Linked DNA regions of Homo sapiens: all the other regions are linked to region 5. Evidence: chromatin contacts called from ENCODE Hi-C or POLR2A ChIA-PET data. All regions are on one chromosome and are shown on one strand. Each heading gives the region's core, a stretch centred on a gene start or an enhancer-like site at or near the end of the contact. The rest is flanking DNA. Distances are from core to core; before and after follow the strand shown. Region 1 has its middle 20 kb from the start of MIR3678. Region 2 holds the start of TMEM94 (transmembrane protein 94). Region 3 holds the start of TEN1 (TEN1 subunit of CST complex). Region 4 overlaps CDK3 (cyclin dependent kinase 3). Region 5 holds the start of ITGB4 (integrin subunit beta 4).

Evidence for each region. A loop is a pair of places that touch in the nucleus more often than their neighbours do. ChIA-PET counts read pairs that join two places held with the same protein, here RNA polymerase II (POLR2A). Pooled maps may share reads with other maps.
Region 1: a pooled map shows a loop between it and region 5 (5-fold over the local background). The contact joins the enhancer-like site here to the promoter of ITGB4 in region 5. A Hi-C loop is called at or near these places in 1 of 168 maps with a recorded cell type or tissue (ovary) and 3 of 50 pooled maps. POLR2A ChIA-PET finds 5 or more read pairs at or near these places in 2 of 52 experiments (HEK293 and activated CD4-positive, alpha-beta T cell).
Region 2: a loop to region 5 is called in a pooled map, with 2.1 times the contacts of the local background. The contact joins the promoter of TMEM94 here to the promoter of ITGB4 in region 5. A Hi-C loop is called at or near these places in 1 of 50 pooled maps. POLR2A ChIA-PET finds 5 or more read pairs at or near these places in 5 of 52 experiments (MCF 10A, OCI-LY7, WTC11 and 2 more).
Region 3: a pooled map shows a loop between it and region 5 (3-fold over the local background). The contact joins the promoter of TEN1 here to the promoter of ITGB4 in region 5. A Hi-C loop is called at or near these places in 1 of 50 pooled maps. POLR2A ChIA-PET finds 5 or more read pairs at or near these places in 2 of 52 experiments (H1 and SK-N-SH).
Region 4: POLR2A ChIA-PET joins it to region 5 with 18 read pairs in PC-9. The contact joins the enhancer-like site here to the promoter of ITGB4 in region 5. POLR2A ChIA-PET finds 5 or more read pairs at or near these places in 3 of 52 experiments (Caco-2, PC-9 and activated T-cell).

Annotation. Positions count from the first base shown.
Region 1 is chr17:75,425,088-75,427,787 of GRCh38, reverse strand. No RefSeq gene overlaps it. Among named protein-coding and RNA genes, the nearest start is that of MIR3678, 20 kb to the right of the region's middle. RefSeq lists an enhancer at 984-1,043. Within about 2 kb of position 1,312, at least 21 of the 41 ENCODE cell types and tissues checked have a DNase peak (open chromatin) inside an H3K27ac peak, as active enhancers do.
Region 2 is chr17:75,455,236-75,457,935 of GRCh38, reverse strand. It overlaps TMEM94 (transmembrane protein 94), which reads right to left and starts at 1,301. Exons shown (of 32, transcript NM_014738.6): 1 at 1,185-1,301. RefSeq lists a silencer at 1,245-1,404 and an enhancer at 1,555-1,604.
Region 3 is chr17:75,977,942-75,980,680 of GRCh38, reverse strand. TEN1 (TEN1 subunit of CST complex) reads right to left here and starts at 1,441. Exons shown (of 4, transcript NM_001113324.3): 1 at 1,170-1,441. It overlaps ACOX1 (acyl-CoA oxidase 1), which reads left to right and starts at 1,515. Exons shown (of 14, transcript NM_004035.7): 1 at 1,515-1,716; 2 at 1,988-2,147. The coding sequence starts at 1,608. It overlaps TEN1-CDK3 (TEN1-CDK3 readthrough (NMD candidate)), which reads right to left and starts at 1,464. Exons shown (of 10, transcript NR_037709.1): 1 at 1,170-1,464. RefSeq lists enhancers at 953-1,052, 1,174-1,757, 1,623-1,852, 1,758-2,341 and a silencer at 1,473-1,542.
Region 4 is chr17:76,004,506-76,007,205 of GRCh38, reverse strand. CDK3 (cyclin dependent kinase 3) reads right to left here. Exons shown (of 8, transcript NM_001258.4): 8 at 1,208-1,908. The coding sequence ends at 1,783. It overlaps EVPL (envoplakin), which reads left to right. Exons shown (of 22, transcript NM_001988.4): 22 at 1-361. The coding sequence ends at 103. TEN1-CDK3 (TEN1-CDK3 readthrough (NMD candidate)) reads right to left here. Exons shown (of 10, transcript NR_037709.1): 10 at 1,207-1,908. Among named protein-coding and RNA genes, the nearest start is that of CDK3, 5.0 kb to the right of the region's middle. RefSeq lists a silencer at 2,004-2,298. Within about 2 kb of position 1,450, at least 14 of the 41 ENCODE cell types and tissues checked have a DNase peak (open chromatin) inside an H3K27ac peak, as active enhancers do.
Region 5 is chr17:75,720,068-75,722,854 of GRCh38, reverse strand. It overlaps ITGB4 (integrin subunit beta 4), which reads right to left and starts at 1,396. Exons shown (of 40, transcript NM_000213.5): 1 at 1,243-1,396. RefSeq lists enhancers at 576-1,114, 1,115-1,653 and silencers at 1,374-1,763, 1,774-1,833.

The DNA of each region.
Region 1 (2,700 bases), core at 63-2,562, 290 kb after region 5:
CAATTATCTTACTGTCATGATCCAGACATACAATAATAATAGCAGTAGTAGTAGTAGCTTACTTTTTTTTCATTTGAGACTGAGTCTCGCTCTGTTGCCCAGGCTGTAGTGCAACGGTGCAATCTCGGCTCACTGCAATCTCCACCTTCCGGGTTCAAGCAATTCTCCTGCCTCAGCCTCCCAAGTAGCTGGGATTACAGGTGCCTGCCACCACGCATGGCTAATTTTTGTATTTTTAGTAGAGACAGGGTTTCATCATGTTGGCCAGGCTGGTCTCGAACTCCTGCCCTCAAGTGATCCGCCCACCTCGGCCTCCTCCCAAAGTGCTGGGATTACAGGCATGAGCCACTGTGCCCAGCTGTAGCTTACATTTAAGAGCTTGCTGAGGGTTAGACTCTGAGCTAAACACACTGTGTGCATTATTTCATTTTTGCTCCTAAGACAAAATGTCCATACATTCAGGATCCTAACCAGAGAGGAAGACATCAGACTTTGCCACTGAGCAATCTAAGTCTGAAAATGTTTTAGAAGTGAAAAGAGAATAAATTCCACAACTTTCTGCCCTTGAGCCATAAAACCAAAAAAGAGTCTAGTAGAAAGGGAAGATATGTTTCATAGAAGGCAGAGAAAATGCAGCTTCTGAGTTTATTAAGTAAATGGGAAAACATTATTTCTGTTCTTTTGTAACCACAAAGAATTGAAACTTGTGGTTGGCCGGGCGCAGTGGCTCACGCATGTAATCCCAGCACTTTGGGAGGCCAAGGCCGGCGGATCACGAGGTCAGGAGATCAAGACCATCCTGGCTACAACGGTGAAACCCCGTCTCTACTAAAAATACAAAAAAATTAGCCGGGCGTGGTGGTGGGCGCCTGTAATCCCAGCTACTCGGGAGGCTGAGGCAGGAGAATGGCTTGAACCCAGGAGGCGGAGCTTACGGTGAGCCAAGATCGCGCCACTGCACTCCAGCCTGGGTGACAGAGCGAGACTCGGTCTCAAAAAAAAAAGAAAGAAAAGAAACTTGTGGTTAACAAAGATTTAGGGGTTGGCGGGGGAGGGAGAGAGCAGTCTTGTTGGGTCGTGAATTCTGTTTTGGTTCCAGGGAAATAGGGTTTCCATTACATATGGTGCAACAGGATATTTCCTCCACGCTCCATCAAACAACGTTTCCTGGCACTTCTAGTGCGGCGAGTCCGGGCAGCAAGGTCGAATCCATTTTTGGAGCCAAAGGACTGCATTCCTTTACAGTTAGTTAGTTCTACAACCACCTCTGAGGAAATGCCTGCCTGTCTCGAGTGACATCTAATGGCAACCAAGGGAAGTACCCGATTTTCCAGCCTAGGTAAGGATCACCTACAAATGCTGCACTCTTTGTCACAACAGAAGCCGCTTGATCCTTTCCCTCACTAATTACCCTGTGGTTGATGGCAACACGTAGGGCTGACAACATGAGCAAGTAGAAGTTATTCCACTTGCTAATTAAAACCGTGAAGTATGCTTTCATGTAAAATGTGAAACCACCGAGTTACATTTGAATGTTCCCAAATCCTGGCCTCGGCAGTGATCGTCCTGGGTAAGTCACTTGTCCACCAGGGGTACACCTGCTTAGCTACAGGCTGGAGTGGCATGTTTTCTCTGTAAAGGGGCCCTAAGACATTTTTTTTCTTTCTTTCTTTCTTTTTTTTTAAGACGGAGTCTCACTGCGTTGCCCAGGCTGGAGTGCAGTGGTGCGATCTCGGCTCACTGCAGCTCCTCCTCCCAGGTTCAAGTGATTCTCCTGCCTCAGCCTCCCGAGTAGCAGGGATTACAGGGGCCTGCCACCATATCCAGCTAATTTTTGTATTTTTAGTAGAGACGGGGTTTTACCATGTTGATCAGGCTGATCTCGAACTCCTGATCTTGTGATCTGCCCACTTCGGCCTCCCAAAGTGCTAGGATTACAGGTGTGAGCCACCGCTCCGGACCATTATTTTTTCTTTTCTTTTCTTTTCTTTTTTTGTGAGACAGAGTTTCATTCTTGTTGCCCAGGCTGGAGTGCAGTGGCGCCATCTCGGCTTACCGCAACCTCCGCATCCCGGGTTCAAGTGATTCTCCTGCTTCAGCCTCCCGAGTAGCTGGGATTACAGGCATGTGCCACCACACCCGGCTAATTTTGTATTTTTAGTAGAGACGGGGTTTCTCCACATTGGCGAGGCTGGTCTCGAACTCCTGACCTCAGGTGACCTGCCTGCCTTGGCCTCCCAAAGTGCTGGGATTACAGGTGTGAGCCACTGTGCCCGGCCTGCCATTATTTTTTCTATAAAGCTTTAAGGCACTGGGCACAGTGGCTCACACCTGTAATCTCAACACTTTGGGAAGCCAAGGTGGGCAGATCCCTTGAGCCCAGGAGTTCAAGACCAGTCTGGGCAACATGGAGAAACCCAGTCTCTACTAAAAATACAAAAATTAGCAGGGTGTGGTGTGGTGGTGCCCACCTGTAGTCCCAGCTACTAAGGAGGGTAAGGCAGGTGACAGAGGGAGACCCTGTCTCAAAAAAAAAATAAGAAGAATAAAATAAATAATGGTCGTAATCTACAAAGCGTTTTGAGATCATTGGGTGACTGGCAATACAGGTATGCTCAGGAGAGAACAGCTAAAAGATACAGTCTGAGAAGCTTTTAATAACTATGACAACGGTGGATCCAAGTGGAATTGTTAAGACGA
Region 2 (2,700 bases), core at 52-2,551, 260 kb after region 5:
CGCTTTTAATGCCCAGAGCCACCCTGCAAGAGCTCAGGGGAGTCAGGGAACTTGATCTCCTCAGGTCACACCTAGGAAACAACTAGGTCTAGCGGATAAAGAACTCAAGCCCCTGGACTTTCGGATTCTAGTTTGGCTCTAGGTGACCCTGGCCTTGCCTCTCCGAACAATCTCCACATCTGCAAAATGAAAATGTTAAAACTGCCCCCTCCCTGCTTCCATCTTCCAAGATTACCTGCGGAATAACAACTATGTCACTAAAGCTGAGCGTCTTGGATAAATCATGAGAAAAAGATCCTTCTCTCCAATGCATACACCCACATAGCAGAAGGAAAACAGATTCCATAACGAGCTCCCTCCTTTTTTCCCTCAAGAGCCACCGAAAAACTCAGGAGAGAGGGTGGGATGTAGCAGCACGTGACCAAGGCAACGCCAAAGTTTAGCCCGCGGTGACACACCAATGAAAGAGCGGGGCTTTGCTTGCATCTGGCGCTGGGCAGCGGGCAGGGGCCGCATCGTGGCATGCTAGGAACCAGGAGACCTGGGCTCCAGGGGTGTGCGGTACAGGAACGAGGGCATTCCACAGGAGTCACTTTATCCGATGGCATGGATGGTGAGCTTCCGAGGAGCCTGAAAACGCTTCTGGAAAGGCGGAAAGAAAAAAAAGCCCGCTCCAAACTGCAAGATCAGGGATGGCTGCCAGGAGCCCCTCGGCCGGCTCCATCCAGCTGGGGACGGCCGCGCGAGGACCCCGGGCGGCTGCGGAGAGCGCGCGCAGGCGGGACAACGGTCTTTATTTAGGTCGGGGATGAGGACTCCCAGGGGCCTCGAAATAAATACTCAGGGCGTCGGCGTTGGGAGCCCTCTGGGCCAGGGCCTAGGCACGACAGACCTGGGGCAGGGATTCTTTGTTGGCGAGAGGCTTTATTTCTGGCGAGAGACCCCACAATGGACCAATCCAGGGCTGAGAGCAAGAGTCTGAAGACTCGGGGGAAGGCAATGGTCAAGAGCTGGAGACTAGAGCCAGTCCCTGGACTCCCCCTCAGGAGGCATCCCCTTAAGCCGTTCTCTGGGTGCAGACCCCAGACTCCCCTTTCCTTGGCCAAGAATCCAAAGGACGCGCAAGGCCGAGCCCCACGCCCCCTTGCTCCCCACTTTCGGGCCACGGGCCTTCTCGTACTTACCGGGGCCCCGGGGCTGGTCTTCCTCGCCCGCGTCCTCTCCCCTCCCAACCCCCTCCTCACTTCACGTCCCCTCCTCCGGGGGCCGCAGCCATGTCCGTTACTGGCAACTCTAAGGGGGCTTGCCTCCCTTCCGGGCAACAGAGGCGCCGGCCAGAGAGCTAAAGTTCAGGCCACCGATTGGTCAGGATTTGAGAATAGGGGGAATTCTGGCTTCTTATTGGCTACGCGGCGTGCTAGGCTGTAGCTGCAACCGCCCCTCTGGGAGCCTGGCGGAATTAGGTGCCGAGTGATGCGGCCGGGAGAGTGAAGAGCCACTGTCCTTTCCTGTGCGTAAAGCTCAGGCAGTTTCTAGTCCAGAAACCCTGACCAGAGGGCATGGCTTTACCTCCGATTCGTTTTCCTACAGAATTATTCTAAAAAGATAGACGGCGCGCCCCACCTTTTTTCCCTTTCTTTTTAAAATAAGCCCTTTGCAGAGCTCCCCGCCTCTCTTAAGTTCTTCTAAGCTCCCTCCTTGTTGCCTTGAACAAATGCCTAGAGGCTGCCCGCTCCGAGAGGCCTTGGAGGGACTCCCTCAGGACGAATATTGCGTCCAAACCAAATCTAGAAAATCTAAGGCAATACTGCAATTCCCCCCTCCCGCTTCCAGCTCGGCTGAAATCTAAAGGGAAAAACAAGTTAAATTTTTTTTCTAGGTAATTAGATAAATCGCCTGGGAGACCTCTCTTGGGAAAACAAAGCAAGCCTGTGTCAGTATTTACTTCTCTTTTCCCAGAGATCTAAGTCTGGAAGGCTTGTTTAAAAAAAACAAAAACAAAAAAACAAACAAAAACTTGTTTATATAATTGGGAAAGAGCTGAGGTTGGCCTTGTGAAGTAAGAGCCCCTTCCCACATTCATGAGTTTAATTACGTAATTAAAATCCCTTTCTCAGCTGGACAAGAAGATGGCATTTTAGTACCTAATCTTGTATGACCCAGTTTAGCTGTTGCCTAAAACGCCATAAGAATCATGTCACTAACCTGCACACAAAAACTGATAGTTCACCTTTGCAAATAGGTCCAAATCTTTCTGCCTGATGTTCAAAGTCCTTCATAAATTGACTCAGACATACGTTTCCAGGTCTAAGTCCCCACAGGCTAAACTATTCCTGCAGCCACATAGATTAACCACCATTCTTTAAACGTGACAGAGACCTTTCCACCTCTGCTCCTTCGTCACATGGTTGGTTCCCTACGCTTTGCTTTAAAGGTTCTTTTTTTCTTTTTTTTTTTGAGACGGAGTTTCGCTCTTGTCGCCTAGGCTGGAGGGCAATGGCTTGATCTCGGCTCACTGCAACCTTCACCTCCCGGGTTCAAGTGATTCTCTTGCCACGGCCTCCGGAGTAGCTGGGATTACAGGTGCCTGCCACCATACCCAGCTAATTTTTGTATTTTTAGTAGAGACAGGGTTTGAACATGTTGGCCAGGCTGGTCTCAAACTCCTGAGCTCAGGTGATCCACCTGCCTCGGCCTGCC
Region 3 (2,739 bases), core at 192-2,691, 260 kb before region 5:
GAGGCCGAGGCAGGTGGATCAACAGGTCAGGAATTCGAGACCAGCCTGGCCAACATGGCAAAATCCTGTCTCTACTAAAAATACAATTAGCTGGGTGTGGTGGCGAGCCCCTATAATCCCAGCTACTCGGGAGGCTGAGATAGGAGAATCGCTTGAACCCAGGGGGTGGAGGTTGCAATGAGCTGAGATCATACCACCACACTGCAGCCTGGGCGACAGAGCGAGACTCCGTCTCAAGAAAAAAAAAAAAAATGACTAGAGATGATTCAACAAATCCCTGAATCTCCCTTGTCTACAATCCCACTGGGCAGAACTGTTTTTGTTTTTTGTTTTTTTTCTGTAGAGACAGGGTCTCACTATGTTGCCCAGGATGGAGTGCAATGTCACAATCTTGGCTCACCGCAACCTCCACCTCCGGGGCTCAAGCCACCATCCCATCTCAGCCTTCAGAGTAGCTGGGACTACAGGCGCATGCCACTACACCCAGCTAATTTTTTGGTATTTTTTGTAGGGATGGGGTTTTGCCATGTTGCCCAGGCTGGTCTTGAACTCCTGGGCTCAAGTGATACGCCCGCCTCGTCCTCCCAAAGTGCTGGGATTCCAGGCGTGAGCCACCGCGCCCGGCCCTACACTAGGTTTTAACAGTAAGTGTGCATTTCCCACTTTGATGACGGTGATGGCGAAAGCAAAGAAGTCTGGATTCCAAGACCTCTAGTAACTGCCAGGTTGCGGGGGAAAATGTCTGGTTTCCCAGACAGAAGGCTTAGAGCAGCACCGCCCGCTTGGTCTCATTCTAAGTCCCCGTCCACCCCTTGAACAGCGCTCACAATCCCACACCCAGGGCCCCGGAACCCACGCCTCTGCCAGTAAAGACGCCATTATCTTAACAAAAGGTAACTGGAGCCTCTCCCCAAAGAGACTGGTTCCCGTCCCATTCTTCTCCAATCCGGGTGGATTTGGCAAAAGCCCAAGTGACCCTCCCTAGCAATTCCGCAAAGCCCCATCTCCCGCCCCAGACTCCAGAGTCTCCCGACCACTCTCATTTCGGAGAGGCCTAGGGGCACGGACCCGGAAGCGTGACAGAGGCCGCGGGGTAAGAGGGGGGCAAGTGCAGGCGCAATCCCTCCTCAGCCTCGTTGTCCCGCCCCCTTCCCAAGGCCCCAGCCAACCTGTTCTAGGCGTCGCCGGTCCTCGGATTTCTTCTTTCCGCCTCGCGTGGTCACGTGACGGGGGAGGGGCGGGATACAAAAAGTGCTTTATTTTCCCACTCCCCGGACGCCCAGCAGGGCAGTTTCTTGACCTTCGGAGCCCCTTTCCCGAGGATCCGCTCGGGAGCCTCCCCTGGCCAGGAGCAGGGGATTAGTCTGCCCCGCGACCGGCCCCAGCCACGACGCGGACATCGCCCCCTCTGTCTGGGCCGCTGTCACTCACGCGCCAAAGGGCCACGGAGAAAGAAGGGGCGGGCCGGGGCGGGCCGGGCGAGCGGAGGCGGGGACTTGCGCCGTCCTGAGGCTGCCTCCTAGGGTCCGGCCGGCGCTGGAGCTGCGGATTTAGATTGTCACTGCCACCTCGGTCGGTGCTTACTTCGCTGCCAGCTGGTCGTCGCCATGAACCCGGACCTGCGCAGGGAGCGGGATTCCGCCAGCTTCAACCCGGAGCTGCTTACACACATCCTGGACGGCAGCCCCGAGAAAACCCGGCGCCGCCGAGAGATCGGTGAGGGCGGCGGGCGAGACCTCCCTCCTTTCCCGAGAAAAGCTGGAGACTCCCTCGATGCGGAGTCAGGGGCGCTGTGGGGCCTAGGCCCTCTGGCCCAGCGTTAGGGGAGCCGGGACCCCCACTTCGAGGAACAGCCTGTGTCCCTGGTGGGGGGATATCGCCATTCCCCAGGTGTGTCCGCGACTCTGAAGCCTATTGTGATTCAGGGAGGGTGGAACGGAGGCCCGAGTGTCTGTCTGCCTTTTAATGCCCTTTAACCCCCTTTCAGAGAACATGATCCTGAACGACCCAGACTTCCAGCATGAGGACTTGAACTTCCTCACTCGCAGCCAGCGTTATGAGGTGGCTGTCAGGAAAAGTGCCATCATGGTGAAGAAGATGAGGGAGTTTGGCATCGCTGACCCTGATGAAATTATGTGGTTTAAAAAGTAGGTATGCCTTAGAACAGAGCAAGTGTTGTTAAGCCTAAACTTTACAGCTGCGGTCTATGGTGGCCTTTCATCACCGTGCTTGGTGTTTGAAGATGCAAACTGGCATATTTTCATGCAACTTTATAAAGTTATATGTGTGGCCGGGCGCGGTGGCTCACGCCTGTAATCCCAGCACTTTGGGAGGCCGAGGCGGGCGGATCACCAAGTCAGGAGATCGAGACCATTCTGGCTAACACGGTGAAACCCCATCTCTACTGAAAATACAAAAATTAGCCGGGCGTGGTGGCGGGCGCCTGTAGTTCCAGCTACTCGGGAGGCTGAGGCAGGAGAATAGCGTGAACTAGGGAGGCGGAGCTTGCAGTGAGCCGAGATCGCGCCACTGCACTCCAGCCTGGGCAAGAGTGCGAGACTCCATCTCAAAAAATAAATAAATAAATAAATAAATAAAGTTATATGTGTGAAAAATAATGTGATCACTTTTGTATCCAAGCCTTTTCGTGGGATGACGTGTTTGTAGAATGCTGATAATAAATGGAAATGCAGGAGTTTTTGTTCTCAAGAGTACAGTTTCAAGGATGTTGTAAAAGCA
Region 4 (2,700 bases), core at 201-2,700, 280 kb before region 5:
CCGCAAAGACCCCCTGAGCGGCCTGCTGCTCCTGCCAGCGGCACTGGAGGGGTACCGCTGCTACCGCTCCGCCTCCCCCACCGTCCCGCGCTCCCTTCGCTGACACGGGCCAAGGAGCCAGTGGGGAAGTGCGTGTGTTGGGCCAGGTAGGATACGTACACCTCTTGCCTCAGAGCAGCCTCATCCCAGGCAGTGGGTCTTCCCTCTGTCCAACCACTGTTTTATTATTTTACTAACATGGTGATGGGCTCCCTCCCCTAACCTTGGTGCCTGATCCATCCCCAGACCAGGACAGCAGCCACTCAGTTCTTCCTCCACCTCCACCCAGTGATCCCAATAAACGAATTCTGTCTCCCCGTGCCATGTGGTGTCCCATTCATTCACATTTGAGAGTGCAGGACCCATGTGTCTGGGGGATGAGTGCAAGGACAGCGTTGCTCAAGTCCTTGCCTGGGCGGACGTGCTCAATTTGCCTGCCTGGGAAACAGGCATCCTCGGAGGGCTGTGCCTCCTTGAGTGCGGGGCAGGGATGCAGTGGCAGGTCATGGAAAGAGATTATGGTTTAAAATCACTAAAGGAGGCCGGGCACAGTGGCTCACACCTGTAATACCAGCATTTAGGGGGGCCAAGGCGGGTGGATCCGAGGTCAGGAGTTCGAGACCAGCCTGACGAACACGGTGAAACCCCGACTCTACTAAAAATACAAAAATTAGCTGGGTGTGGTGGTGCACACCTAAAATTCCCGCTACTCAGGAGGCTGAGGCAGGAGAATCACTTGAACCTGGGAGGCGGACGTTCCAGTGAGCAGAGATCATGCCACTGCACTCTACCCTGGGCAACAGGGTAGACCTGAGACAGCGAGACTCCATCTCAAAAAAAAAAAAAAAAATGGGGGCTTGGTGGCATATGCCTGTAATCCCAGCTACTCGGGAGACTGAGGCAGGAGAACTGCTTGAACCCATGAGGCAGAGGTTGCAGTGAGCTGAGATTATGTCACTGCACTCTAGCCTGGGTGACAGAGTGAGACTCTGTCTCAAAAAAAAAAAAAAAAAAAAAAAAAAATCATGGACTAGCCCCTGTCTCCCCACCTACTCCTTGCCCATTTCCCCACTGTCTCAGTTTGGGCCAGAGCTGTCTCCAGCCCTGTGTCAATGTTCCCCTTGTCAGGAAGCCCAGGTGTCCCCTGTGAGCAGAACAATCAGAAAACTCAGGAACATACCACGTTTATTTATTGTTGTCAAGCCAGAAATGAACCAAAAGAAGCACATCTCAGGTGAAGGAACAACTCCTTATTGCAGTCATAGCCCAGCTCTCCTGGGATCCGGGGAACGCCCTCTCTCCTCTCCCTCACTCCCTCCTGTTTAACTTGGGACTGAACTGGAACTCAACTCTTCCCCCAAACATTTTAAATCCAAAAAGACCAGCAGGGGGCGCCCTTTCCTCAGGGTCTGGCCCTGCAGGCAGGGCAGGTGAGGGCCTGAATACCCACACCCAGCTCTGGCAGGCCCCCTGCCTTCAACTTGGCACTTGTTCCAGTGCCCGGGGACCCCTCGTGCATGGAGCATCTGTGCCTCTATTTTGAAACGGCACCGTCCAACCCAAAAAACAACACAGGATCTCGCTAACCTGCGGGCAGGACTAACCCAGACTCAGCCCTCTGCAGGCTGATGCTGAATTCCTTAGTGCTTTGCTCTCCCCAGATGCATCCTCTCTTGGCAATGGGTAGGAGGCAGCTGGGGCAGCAGCTGCTCGAGAAAGGATCTGAGTGTGGCCTTGACATTCTCAATGGCGGAATCGCTGCAGCACATACTGGCGGGCAGCTGGGGAGGGCTCAGGGGATGAGAAGTACGGGTGGGCCAGGGCAGTCTTGGCTGTGATCCGCTGGCTGGGGTCATACTGCAGGAGTTGCTAGGAAGAAAGAAGGAAGAAGATGTGGTCTGGGTGCAGCCAGGGTGGGGTGAGAAATTCCCCTCCCAGGTCCCAGATCAAGGGCCTGGGCCCCAAATTGGCTGCCCTCAAACCCAGAACCGCATGAAGCCATGACCTCCCAGCTCTCCAGCCAGTTCCGGACACTCCTGGAATCTGGACAGTCCTAACGAGTCACCCAGGTCTCCTCAGGCCACTGAAGCTGAGTCACCCCCCTTCTCGGGGAGGGTCCCAGGTCCCAGCCTGCTTCTAGTTGGGAAGAGCACAGAACCCCACGTATCAGGAAGCAGGGGACTGAAGCTGTCCAGGGAGGAACACTGAGTGGGGGCTCAGGGACTGACACTCCAAGAGGCCAAACCTGTCCAGCCCTCTGCCCTAGAGTCCCTAAACCCAGACAGGATGTGGAAGGACCCCCTGTGGTGGAGTAGCCCAGCTGGAGGGCTCGGGGCCTTGGCTGGAGTCTGTGCCGTCCTGCTGCCATTGGGCGGGTACACAACACACAGAGACTTCTGGAGAGCTGGACACACAGCCTGAAGATGAAAATACTGACCCACCTTCCTCTCATTCAACACCAGATTAAGGAGAGAAATGTGGCTCCAAGACTTTGTGGGCAAGAATGGACAGTGGACGGGCGCAGTGGCTCACACCTGTGATCCCCCCAGCACTTTGAGAGGCCAAGGTAGGAGGATCGCTTGAGCCCAGGAGTTCGAGACCAGTCTGAGCAACATAGTGAGACCCCATTTCTACAAAAATAAAATTAGCTGGGCATGGTGG
Region 5 (2,787 bases), core at 147-2,646:
GTGTGTGACTGCCACCCTGAATGCCATCACACTGCAGCACAGGCAGTTTCCCCCCCACAGGGACACACACACACACACACACACACACACACACACAGGCCATGCCCACCCACCCACAGGCTCAGAGCTCCCCTGGCCCCCATCCCAACCCCTGGGGACCCCTCTGGGCACACCTGCTCCTGTCCACTATCCTCTCCCGCTGTCACATCTCCTCCCCTCAGGGACCCAGGCCCTTCCTCGCCCCAGAGAGGCAGCTGGCCAGAAGTCTGGGGACCCCAGGCCCTTGGCTGTTCTGTCTCCCTGAGAAATCAGGGTCGAGTAGACAGACATACCTCCCCTCCTGTCCCTCCTGCTGTCCTTCCCTCAGCCCCCAGGATGGAGACTCCAAGCCTTCACTGCCAGCTCTGTTTCGGACAGCAACAACCATGCCACCTGTGCCTGGTCCTTGTCCTCAGGGTGTGGCAAGGCCATGGGGGCAGAGGAGAAGCCCTGTCCCTGCTCCTGGGAGTCACCAGGAGCCCCAGAGCCCCAGTCCCAGCCAGAGGGCCACCCCAGAGGCTGAGCCATGGGAAAGAGGGCGGATGCTGCAGGAGGTGGCAGTGTTGGGCACAGCCCTGGGGCTGGTGGGTGAGGCCTGTAGAGCTTCCTGAAGGAAGGCGCCTGGGGCTGACTTTGGGAGGAAGGCAGGCCTGTGCTTGGCCAAGAGAAAAGGAAAATCAGGGACTCCCCAGCCCCAGATGGACTGTGGCACCGCATAGAGCAAGCCCTGCCTGGAGCCGGGATGGCGTCTGCCTCTCAGGGTGGCTTTTAAAAGTAGGAGCCAATGTTAGAAAGAACGAAATTTCACATAAAAGTCAGGAATGTTGGTTTATCATTAGATGCGCCATGATGGGCTGGGCCCAGCACTCAGGCTGGTGTCTACTCCACCTTCTTTGCAAACCCTGGAGGGGCCCAGCCCCAGAGGGCTACCAGCCACTGGCCTCTGCCCACTTCTCCCGCAGGCGCACCCAAGGCGCTCCTCTGGCCTGGAGGTCTGATGGGCACCACCCTTCTCTAGCTGCCCTGCCCCTTGGCTGCCAGCTGCCCCCGGCGCACCCCGGGGAGGCTGGGCACCTGTCCTGCGCAGCGTGGACAGAGGGACCGGGGCCTGTCAGCCTTCAGGGAGGGGAAGGGGAGACAAAAGCCACCGGCCCTGCCCGACCAGCTCCCCTGCGCGGCTGCCCAGCTGGGGCGGGCACTCACCCTCTCCCGGCCAGCCTCGGCTGCTGCTGTGCGCCCGTCCTGGACCTACCTCGGGGCGGACTCGCTCCCTCCGCGCCTGGGCTGCCGCTAGGAGATGGGGCTGCAGCGCGCGGGCGAGCAGGGACTGTCCGAGGGCGGGCGCGGGGGTTGGGGGGGTGGGGACGAGGCGGGCAGCGCTTTATGGGGCGGGCGCGCAGGTAGGAAGGAGGCGCTGGTGAGTCAGACCGGCTGCATTCCTTCGCGCGGCGCGCACCTGTCGGGGCAGGAGCTGGGTGCCGCCGCCGGAGCCGGGTCCGCCCCCCGGAAAGGGCTGCGGCTCCCGCGGCGCCCGCCCAGCGCCCCGATCGGCTAGCGGCGGGGGCCGGGGGAGGAGCCACCGCTCTCCCTCTCCCTCCGGTCCGGCCCTGGGCGCGGGGCCTCCCCACCCCTCCAGGCTCCGGGCTCCAGGCTCGGGTGCGCGGACTGCCCCGGGCTGGAGGCGGCCTCTTAGCCCCCGTCCGCACGGGAACCCTCCCTGCCCCGACTCTGGGCCGCTAGCCAACGCCGGGCTGTGCTGCTGCTGCTGCCCCGACGGTCGTCAGCCGCGTACCCCCCTCCCCGCTCTCCGTGCCAGCGCGAGGCATGGGCCCAGGGAGTGCCCCCGGCCCGGTCGGGAGGCCTGACTCCCCGTCCCAGCTCTGCTCTGCAGTTCACGGGGTCCTCTCAGCCTCCAACCCCTAACCTCACGTTGTATCCAGAGGGAGAGCCGAGGAAGGGTCGGGTCCTCGGTGCACCCTTCAACAAGCTACTTAAATCTCCTTACAGTGTGAACAGTGATACCCTGGAGAGGTCAGTGCCGACCTGGCATGGATTGGCACTCGATGCCTTGTTACAGTTGTTCTTAACAAGCTGGTTACAGAGCTGGCCCCTCCCTCCCGTCAGTCCTCTGAGAGCAGTCTCTCCATTGCCACTGCTTACCACGGGTGTTCAGGTCAGAGAAGGGCTTCATTTTTCTTTTTCTTTTTGTTTTCTCTCTCTTTTTTTTTTTAGATGGAGTCTCACTCTGTCGCCGAGGCTGGAGTGCAGTGGTGCAATCTTGGCTCACTGCAACCTCTGCCTCCCGGGTTCAAGCGCTTCTCCTGCCTGTTTCCCGAGTAGCTGGGATTACAGGTGCCCGCCACCACGCCCGGCTAATTTTTGTATTTTTAGTACATCATGTTGGCCAGGCTGGTCTCGAACTCCTGACCTCAGGTGATCCACCCGTCTTGGCCTTCCAAAGTGCTGGGATTATAGGCGTGAACCACCATGCCCAGCCAGGGCTCCATTTTTCTCTAGGCTTACTGGCCAGCAATGCCAAACAACACCAGACTGCTGGCACAGCACTGTCCAAACCATGCGGTTTCAAGCCACCGTGCTTTTTCAACAGGCTGGTCCCTTCCCATGACATTGAGCCCAGTTTATCCTTCTTGTCCTTGAAGACGTTGCACCAACCACGTGCTAGAGAGCCTTCCTTGACCTCTCCACACCCCAAGTTGGTTTATGTGTCCCCATAACCCTTGGGCCATG